Linked DNA regions of Homo sapiens: region 2 is linked to region 1. Evidence: chromatin contacts called from ENCODE Hi-C or POLR2A ChIA-PET data. All regions are on one chromosome and are shown on one strand. The core of a region is the stretch at or near the end of the contact, and the rest is flanking DNA. Distances in the headings are between cores, read along the strand shown.

Region 1 (4,876 bases), core at 1,724-4,223:
TCATGGCCGCTAGGAGGATGATGGAGATAGTGCTCAGAGTCACGATGAGCGGCAGCGACATGTCCCAGTGGTGCTGCTCGCCATTCACCCGTGGTACCCCCTCGGGAAGGGATCCGCTCACCGAGCGGATGATGAGCTTGGCCACTGCGGACAGGGTAGGCTTGCCGTGGTCGGTCACCTTCACCACCAGCTCCACCACGGGCGTCACGTCCTCCCAGAAAGGGTGCAGCGTGCGGATCTCGCCGCTGGACGGGTCGATCTCAAACAGGTGGTCGTCGTTGCCGTCCACGATCTCGTAGGTGAGACGCCCGCTCTCGCCGAAGTCGCTGTCTAGGGCGCGCACAGTGCTCACCAGATAGCCCAGGCCAGCGTTGCGCGGCACCTGCAGCTCCGCGGTGTCGTTCTGCAGCGTGGGGAGCACGATCACTGGCGCGTTGTCATTCACGTCTAGCACTGTCACCCTCACCGTGGCGTTGCTCTCCAAGTGCGCGGGCGCCCCCGAGTCCTTAGCAAGCACCTTGAACTCAAAAGCCTTGGTCTGCTCGAAGTTAAAGGAGCGCAGGGCGTAGATGGCCCCGTTCGTGGGATTCACAGACACATAGGTGTAGATAGACACGTCGCCGATGTGCGAGGGCAGGATAGAGTAGGATACGGTGCCGTTCTGGCCCAGGTCGGGATCCTGGGCGAGCACAGAGCCCAGGTACTCTCCCGGGATGTTGTTCTCGTGCACCTGAAGCACGTAGAGCCCTTTGGTGAACCGAGGCGGGTTGTCGTTCTCGTCTAGAATCTTGATCGCGAACGACTTGGTGGAGTTGAGGGGAGGAGAGCCCCCGTCCCGCGCCACGATGGTCACGTTGTACTCGTCTTGTGTCTCGCGGTCCAGCGGGCGGTCAGTCACCACCGTGTAGAAGTTGTCGTAGTTCTCCTCAAGCTTGAAGGGGACGGAACCCCCGGGCCCGCCCAGGCCCCCGCCGCCGCCCGTCCCTCCTCCGCCTAGGACCCGACACTGCAGCTGTCCGTTCTTGCCAGAGTCCCGGTCAGTGACCCGCACCAGGGCGATGACGGTGCCGGGAGGGGCGGCCTCGCTCAGCGCCCCCTGGCGCACGGAGACGAAACCGATGGACGGCGCATTGTCGTTGCGGTCGATGAGCTTGACCGTGACTTTGCAGTGGGCTGGGATAGGGTTAGGCCCCAGGTCTCGGGCCTGCACGTCAATCTCCAGCATCCCGTTTTCCTCATAGTCCAGATTGCCCTTCACACGGATTAGGCCGGTCTTGGGGTCGATGGAGAAGAGCTCCCGCACGCGGTCAGGCACGTAGCTGCTGAAAGAGTAGAGCACTTCACCATTGGGACCTTCATCGGCGTCGGTGGCGTTCAGATCGATGACCACTGTACCCAGCGGAGCGTTCTCGGGCAGTTCCACCAAGTAGGATGGCGCCTCGAAGACCGGGCTGTTGTCGTTGGAGTCAATCACCTTCACGTTGATCTGTACGGTGGCGGAACGTGGAGGCTCGCCACCGTCCAGGGCAGTCAGCACGAGCGTATGGTGATTCTGTTGCTCGCGGTCCAGAGCCTTCTGGATGACCAGTTCTGGGAACTTGGTGCCGTCGCCGCGGGACTTAACGTCCAGTCCAAAGAGGCCGTGATCGTCGCGCGTGAGCAGGTAGGTGCGGAGCCCATTCTCGCCGGCGTCGGGGTCATGTGCGCTGGTGAGGGGGAAGCGGGTGCCCGGAGCAGCGTTCTCCGAGATGTCCATTTCGATCTGGTCCGAGGAGAAGGAGGGCGCGTTGTCGTTGATGTCCTGGATCTCTACCTTGATCATGCAGATCTCCTTGTCGTTGGCGAACACCTCGAGGGACAGCTGGCACTTGGCATTGTGGCGGCACAGGGACTCGCGGTCGATGCGCTGCTTGGTGTAGAGGAGCCCGCTGTCTGCGTCCACGTCCAGCAGGTGCGGTGCGGAGTTCTCCAGCACCCGGTAGCTACCCGACTTGCTGCGCCCTCCGCCGCCGCGCTCTGCAGGCGGAAGCCCAGGCTGCAGTCGAGCATCCCTGCCGATGTTCCCGATCACCGTGCCGGCCCCTTGCTCCTCCGGCACGGAGTAGTTGAGGTTCTTGAGAGTGAGGGCAGGGGCCCATAGAAGAAAGCAGCAACAGATGGAAAGGTACATCCCAGACCTGTAAGGTGGGGGCAGGAGCAATCGGACTGGAGGAGCCAGAGAGGGAGTGCGCGCCAGCCTGGGGCCCTGGCGCAGCGTGCGCGCGCGACGCGAGCCACAAGTCTATGGGTCCTTTTTTCCCTCTGCACCCGAGCTGCGGCACCCGGTGGTCTCTCCTTATTCTGCTCAAGTTCCCTGAACCTGTTGATCTACAGCATCCGCACTGGGTGAGAAGCTGCGGTGCAGCAGAGCTGCAGGGGCTTGGAGCAAGGCGGTGGCTTCCTGCGGCTGGGGGTGAGCCAGGGGTTTCGTCTCTCCCGCCCGGACTTCGGGAGGCTCAAACTTGAGCGATGAGGCAGGCGATAAGAAGGAAATCTCGTCTGGGAGAGATGATAATGAGCTAAAGAATCAGTAGGTTTTCCTCGCTCCCGCTAGGGTGCTGCAAATCTACTCCCGCCCGGAGACTCCGGAATACTCTTCACATCGAGTGGGGGAGGGAGCAGGGAGGTGTGTCTCTAGGCAGATCCGAAAGTGAAATTCTTACTTGCTGCTCGCCTCCCGTGATGAAATTGATGGGGATGAAGAGCAACGAAGACAGAGTCACAGATATATTTTGAAGCTTCCCCAGCGCACCGTGAAATGTCTGCTTGCTGCGCGGGCCGGTCTGTTTTCAGGCAGTGTTTTGCTGCATTTAGAGATCTAATCTTGCATTGCTGGCTGAGGCAGCGGCGGCGGCGGACTGCATCTACCAGCCAAGCGTATTTTTTTTTTCCTCTCTCTCCTTTCCGAGCAGCCAAAGGGAGGGGAGGAAATGCAGCGTAAAGAACTAGTGTCCCGATTTGTAGTTTCCTCTCCCCACCAGGCTCCTCCCTCTCTTCCTCGGAAAAGGCTCTCCCCCGAAATCAAGAAAGCCACAGCCTGATCAGCATTTGCTGTGTGAGTCTATTGGGAGGGGGGAAGTAGAGAGATAAATCTTCGCCTCTGTTCGTAGAACACACTCTCTGATTTCTCTACGCCAAGCCAGTAGCCTCCGCTACCATCCCATCCTCTCCCCGCGAGCAAGGACTTCTCTCCAAGCAGTTTAATTCCAGTTTGCTTTTCTTCCCAGGCGAAGGGAAATCAACAGGCAACTCATGGTTGGACGTGCACATTTAAAGGAGGAGGGGGGAGGCCGAATAAAAAGGAAGGGGGAGCCTCCCTCCCAGTCCTTGCACACACACTCTCCCTGTCTCTCGCTAGAAGGGAAACAGTCTCTGCATTCACAGGGCTGGGCTGTCAAGTGCCTCTTTTCTTTCTATTCAGCATCTCCTTCCAATAGCCCTGCCTCCCAGTCCTCTTCATCTAGAAAAGAAAACCTTGGCGAGGAATAAAAGTGATGAATATTTGAAGCAAATAAAGTACGTGTTTTTTTTTTTCCTTCAATTTTCTCTTATAGTAGGAGGAGTGGGCTGGATGAAAGCAACACATCAAGGTTTGGCGTGATGCATTCTGCAGTCTCTCTTTCAGTTTTTCTGGGCGACTCAGGGAGGGCAGGGGGTGCAGAGCTGCGGCCGCGGCGGTCCAGCCAGGGGCTCCTACCCCGGGGAGCTCCCTCCGAGGGGATGTTAGACACAGGTCTGTCTACACATTATTTCGGGTTCTGGAGGCGCCTCGACATACGGGAATGACACATCCAGAAATGCAGGTGTTCCGATCTGCCGGATGAGTCAGAAGCAGCGGAACGAATCGTATTCACTCTCGCCTCATGGTCCTCCCTTCACAGACATTAGTTGCGGCTTCTTCCTAACGCTTTCTCTGACTCAGTCTATAGAAAGAAAAACCAGATTCATGTTTTTGGGGAAAAAGAAAATGCAAGAGAAAAGGATGGAGGGAAGAAGGTGAAGCTGAATCTAGCAGCACTTTTACTCTACCTCTTTCTGCCGGAGTCCGAGGTTCTGGAAAACAAGGCGTCTGCTTTGCTAGGTGTATTGGTTTATTTATTTTGTTTATTTTTTTTAAACCTTTCCTCTTGGTTAGGCGAGAGGTACCCCGAAATTTTTCAGAGTCTTGGAAAAGGAAAAACAAAATCAGGTTTCCAGTAATTGTTCCCAGCTTAGCCTCGCATCATAGTTCAAGATTTTCCTCTCAATTTTTTCTATTCACAAAGTCCAACATCGATGTGTACAGTTAATTGTGCAGTCTGTTGTGGAGGTTTTTTTTTTTTTTAATTCCTCCTTTTCTGTCACGGGTGGTCTCTTTCAGTCTGGTGTCTGCCGGGATCACCCCACAGTCTGAGAAAGATATGCGGATTTCAAAGCAAATAAATCCATCTCCGCAAGCAAAGCAGCGGATGAAAGGAAAGGTGAAAATTCAATTCAACAGTTGGAGTAGCGTCTCCCCAGCCGCCTTCCGCCGCTGCCGCATCCGCCGGGCTCGCGATCCCTGCTCTCTCCCCAGCGTCTCTTGCTGACTGACTCTATTCACCTCACGCCGCCGCTTAAACATTGATACTGATTCCCTGTCAGCCAATCCGAGCGAGGAGCAAGGCCCTGCCTTCTCGGCCCGCGTCCAATGGGAGGCGGAGAAGAGGATGGCGGGGGCGGGGCCAGGAGCCCCGGCTCTTCGGAGTCATTGATTAGATCAGTTAGATGGGGAACCAGTCCGGCTAGCGGAGCCCAGCGCTCCGCCAAAGCGGACGCGCCCCAGGATTCGCCACCAGGTCTCCCGGGCCTTTAACCA
Region 2 (4,876 bases), core at 1,554-4,053, 1.9 Mb before region 1:
AAAATTGATCAAGCAGAAGAAAGAACTAGCGAGCTTGAAGACAGGCCATTTAAAAATACACAGTCAGAGGCGGCAAAAGAAAAAAACAATAAAGCATGCCTACAGGGTCTAGAAAATAGACTTGAAAGGGCAAATCTAAGAGTTATTGGCCTTTAAAAAGAGGTAGAGAAAGAGATAGGGGTCAAAAGTTTATTCAAAGGGGTAATATTAGAGGACTTTCCAACCTAGAGAAAGTATCCATATTTAAGTACAAGAAGGTTGTAGAACACTAAGAAGATTAAACCCAAAGAAGACTACCTGAAAGGATTTTATAGGCCAGGCATGGTGGCTCATGCCTGTAATCCCAGCACTTTGGGAGGCCGAGGTGGGCAGATCACGAGGTCAGGAGTTTGAGACCATCCTGGCCAAAATGGTGAAACCCTGTCTCTACTAAAAATACAAAAATTAGCCAGGCGTGGTAGCACACACCTGTAGTCCCAGCTACTTGGGAGGCTGAGGCAGGAGAATCACTTGAACCCAGGAGGTGGAGGTTGCAGTGAGCCGAGATTGTGTCATTGCACTCCAGCCTGGCGACAGAGCCAGACTCTGTCTCAAAAAAAAAAAAAAAAAAAAAAAAGGCATTTTATAATCAAACTCCCACTTATTTGTGGAAACATCAAAATCAAAGCGATTGAATGAACTCATGGAGATATAGAGTAGAAGAATGATTACCAGAGGCTGGGAAGGGTTGTTGGCGGTTGGTTGGGGGGAAGTGAGGATGGTTAATGAGTACAAAAACATAGAATGAGTAAAACCTAGTATTTGATAGCACAACAGGGTGACTATTGTGAATAATAATTTAATTGTACATTTTAAAGTAGCTAAAAGAATATAATTGCATTGTTTGTAACAGAAAGGAAAAATGCTTGATGGGGTGTTTACCCCATTTCCTCTGATATGATTATTATGCGTTGCATGGCTGTATTAAAGTATCTCATGTACCCCACAAATATATACACTTACTATGTACTCACAAAAATTAAAAATTAAACTCTACATAGGACTTTTGCACTTTCAGTAAGACAAGAACAAAAGAGAAGTCCCCCTTTCCAAAAACCATCTCAATTTGCTCTTTTTAAAGTAAGAATGTGTTGATATAAAGTTTGGAAGACAATAAACCTACTATCAATGGCATATTTTGCTATAAAAGCTAAGCCCAGAGCAAATGTGAGAATAAACTCTGGCAACTTTGATCAACGAATACTAATAATGTTGTATGTTTATAAGTGTTTTCAATATTTCTAAACTTCTTCTACTTCTTTCATATCATTTGATAGTAACAATCCAGTAAGGCAGTAGAGAAGACAGAAATGTTATTCCTACTTGAAAATAAGAAGCAAAGAGACAGGGAGCTTATAGGGCTTCCTCAACATCAACTGACTAGTTAGTGGAAGAGCAGAGGAGGTAAAGCTCACCTGCAGTCCCTGTGTGTTTCCCTCAACACAAGATACTGTCCGTTCATATTCACTTAGGCTGTTGACAATAATCATGGCTACAGAATGGATGGTAGAACAATCTCCACAGATAGTAAGGATGAATAGATTGTGCTATAATCGATCAGGTGTGGTGACTCATGTCTGTAATCCCAGCACTTTGGGAGGCCGAGGCGGGTGGATCATTTGAGACCAGCAGTTCGAAATCAACCATGGCCAAAGTGGTGAAACCCCATCTTTCCTAAATATGCAAAAATTTTGGAGTGGTTGCCCACGCCTGTAGTCCCAGCTACTAAGGAGGTTAAGGGAGGAGAATCACTTGAACTTGGAAGGTGGAGGTTGCAGTGAGTCGAGATCATGCCACTGCACTCCAGAGTGAGACTCTGTATCGGAGGAAAAAAAAAAAAGGTTGTGCTGTATTCTGCTTATTTCATGGCAGTTGTCATTTGTCTATAGCCATAGCCTGGGAAACTTTCAGCTCTAGTCATCCAGATTATTTTGTGGGGACTGTTTTCAATTAACATTGTAACACTGGTCCTTTGTTACATATTGTTTTTCCACAAATTGTGATGGAATCAACTCTGTATGATCAGTTCTGTATTTCCACATCTTTTCAAGGCGTTTAGCCAAGAAGGAAATCTCGTTTGTTGTCATGGAAAAAATTTGATTCCCACAGAGGCATCGCACCTGTAATTCTGGTCTTTTCATTATAGCCTCAGATAAAAAATATCACCTTATCCTTTCCAACACAACTCTCGAAATAGCTATGTATTCTTTTATAAAACCTTTTTACTTTGTTGAGTTTCCTTCTGAGACTTCCTGATTTTCAATGATTCTACTCTGGATGGTTGAAAATGCTAAAACATTTTTCTTTTTCATCAGATCTGTTCTCTTCAAATCCCTCTGTTGCCTTTCCAAACCACATTTAAACTTTGTGAGTTTTTTTTTTCTTTAAGATTTCTATCAAACTAAATTTTTAAACCAATCAAAAGAAATAATAACTATAATACAACTCCTCAATTTTCAGCAATAAATAATTCTGGCAACAAGAAGGAAAAGAAAATTAAACTACTGAATGCATTTTCATACCATGCTGGGAAGAACAGCTATAGAAAATTATTAGATTCTCCTCTATAAATGTCTTAGTACAGAACCTGGCATTTTGCTAAGTTTTTTTAATCCCCCCAAAGGATGTGAATTATCTAGGCAAAAATGTTTATAGAGGTAAATGAGAACCAGATAGTTTATAAATAGAATAAGAAAGGGAGCCAGGGAGGGAAGGAAGAAGGGGAGGGGAGTGGGAAAGGATCAGGGGGAAGAAGAGGGAGAGTGTGAGAGGGAGTGAGAGAGAGGAAAAGATTGGAGAAAGAAAAATCTGCCCAGCACAAGCTGGTGCCTTGCAGTAGTCTGACATGATACTGGGTAGTAGAAGGATCTGGCAGGATAAGATTCTTCTACTGTAGATGAAGCAGGAAGCTCTGAAACTTTCCAATTTCTTTAGAACAACATGGGATAGATCCTATAGTTCTTCTATTGTCCCAAGGACTAGGACCTGACATATAAGGAACAACCACAGAACCATTCACTTGTAATAGTAAAATTGAATTTTAATTCTTGTTCTATTTTATAAATGCACAATTTATTGAACAAAATGATCAATGCACTCCACAATGCATTGTAAATATTTCTATAGGCAGTTGTAAAGGATATTATCTCTTGAGACAAGTGCTTCTGGTATTTTCTATAAATGTGGCTGGGGTCAAGACCTGTTGGTCTTGACTCACTGGTATTTTATGCTGTTACAGGAAGTCTGGGGCAGGTGGGGGATGGCTTAGTAAACATTAGTTCTTTCTGAATCAACAGGAATATTGAACGTGATATCTGAATACTCAGGTTAGAATGTTATTTCACTTCTGTCAGTCTCCCATTAGCAGCGACTGATTGCAATAAGCTCTAGATTTTCAGAAGTACTATATGGAAAATGCCATAAATCAGAAATTAAGACGAAGTGCAATTTGACAAAAGTACATTACAATTAGCATTAACTTTATTGATTGGTCTATAACAGAGAACTGTTTACCAATGCAATCTAGATGCATCTGCTCTTCTATAACTGCTTATTTAGGTGGAAGTTTATGAGTTTTCTATGCAAAGTGTCTTGCCTTAAATCTCTTTTTCTTTCATGCTAGTAAATAGAAGTAAGAAGCTTTCTCCCTTATAAATACAGACCAGAAAGAGGTCGATAGAATGCCAGTTCTATGTTTTTCAAGATTAATAGATGTTAATAAAATGAAGTGATAAAATTGCTAATTGGATTCAGAAGGTAGAACTGTGGCAAGAAATACTTTTTAAAGGGTTTTTAAAAATTGTGATTTTTATTGGAAGGAGGTGGATGGGAAGATACTCCTTATGTTGGGATCTGGAATGGCCTAATTATCTTTGGAAAGTCCCTGTTTTACTTAATTCTGTATTCATATCTTCCTTACAGTACTCAGTTTTCTTAGATTTTCTTCTCTCTTGCAAAATGAGAGGGTTCAAAATTACTTAATTTCAATTGATGCCATTGTCTCTGGAAAGCTGCAAAAAGGCATCAGACAGCAATTATGCATTTACTATTTTATTGTTAGTGTCATGTACCTTCCAAATGGAACTGCTACAAATAAACATTTCATATTTGTCAGCCTTCACAATGTTACGGTGGTAATATCAACTGGGTCTACCTTTGTACATGGGTGTATATCTGTACATATGTCTTTCTAGAAAAGAATATTCAGTACATGCTTGGAGAAATTTTAATAAAAAATAGTTATAACATCTAAGAGTACAAGAAAACACACGTTTAGTTTTAGGCCTATTGCAGAGATAATTTGAGGCCTAAAAATTGTAAGCCTTTCATTAACACATTTATTTGTAGAGAAAATTTGTCTCTGAATATATAGTGGATTGAAAATTCCTGGACAGTGAATGAGTCATATGTCTTGGTATTTGCCGTAGCAACTAATAAGCCTGAGTAATTTACCTGGTAATCTGTAATCTTGCTTCAAAAAAGTATTTAAGGTAGATTACTGTAGAAGCCACACATAGAGTTGCAAAAGACAAAAGAAAAGAATTAAAATCTTTTAGGAAAGAGAATGACATTCTCCAACCTGGGCTAATATTGAATTCTGCAATTTTAGCTTTGAGTTTCCTGGAAAATAAGACAAGAAGTAAAACATGATGGATAAATATTTATCATTATCAAATGTAAGAAAGTAAGTCATTTTGACAAGAACAACAAGCTTTTACTGATAAAAGAATGTGAAATGAATTCATATGGAACTGTAGAAGGAGAATATTGAGCTACATGAAGTGTAGCTTGAAGACCAGATTTTTAAAAAGCGGAAATGTTTTTGGTATAAATATTT

What was found. Hi-C counts contacts between places; a loop is a spot of excess contacts on that map. ChIA-PET counts read pairs that join two places held with the same protein, here RNA polymerase II (POLR2A). Pooled maps may share reads with other maps.
Region 2: a loop to region 1 is called in a map of endothelial cell of umbilical vein, with 8 times the contacts of the local background. The contact joins the enhancer-like site here to the promoter of PCDH17 in region 1. A Hi-C loop is called at or near these places in 2 of 168 maps with a recorded cell type or tissue (A673 and endothelial cell of umbilical vein) and 3 of 50 pooled maps. POLR2A ChIA-PET finds 5 or more read pairs at or near these places in 1 of 52 experiments (WTC11).

What each region holds. Positions count from the first base shown.
Region 1 is chr13:57,629,841-57,634,716 of GRCh38, reverse strand. PCDH17 (protocadherin 17) reads right to left here and starts at 2,973. Exons shown (of 4, transcript NM_001040429.3): 1 at 1-2,973. The coding sequence starts at 2,170. RefSeq lists enhancers at 1,787-2,466, 4,425-4,876.
Region 2 is chr13:59,532,163-59,537,038 of GRCh38, reverse strand. All of the region lies in intron 1 of LOC107984625 (a long non-coding RNA gene), which reads left to right. Among named protein-coding and RNA genes, the nearest start is that of DIAPH3-AS1, 480 kb to the left of the region's middle. Within about 2 kb of position 2,803, at least 2 of the 41 ENCODE cell types and tissues checked have a DNase peak (open chromatin) inside an H3K27ac peak, as active enhancers do; they include A673 and endothelial cell of umbilical vein, where a contact is called at or near this core.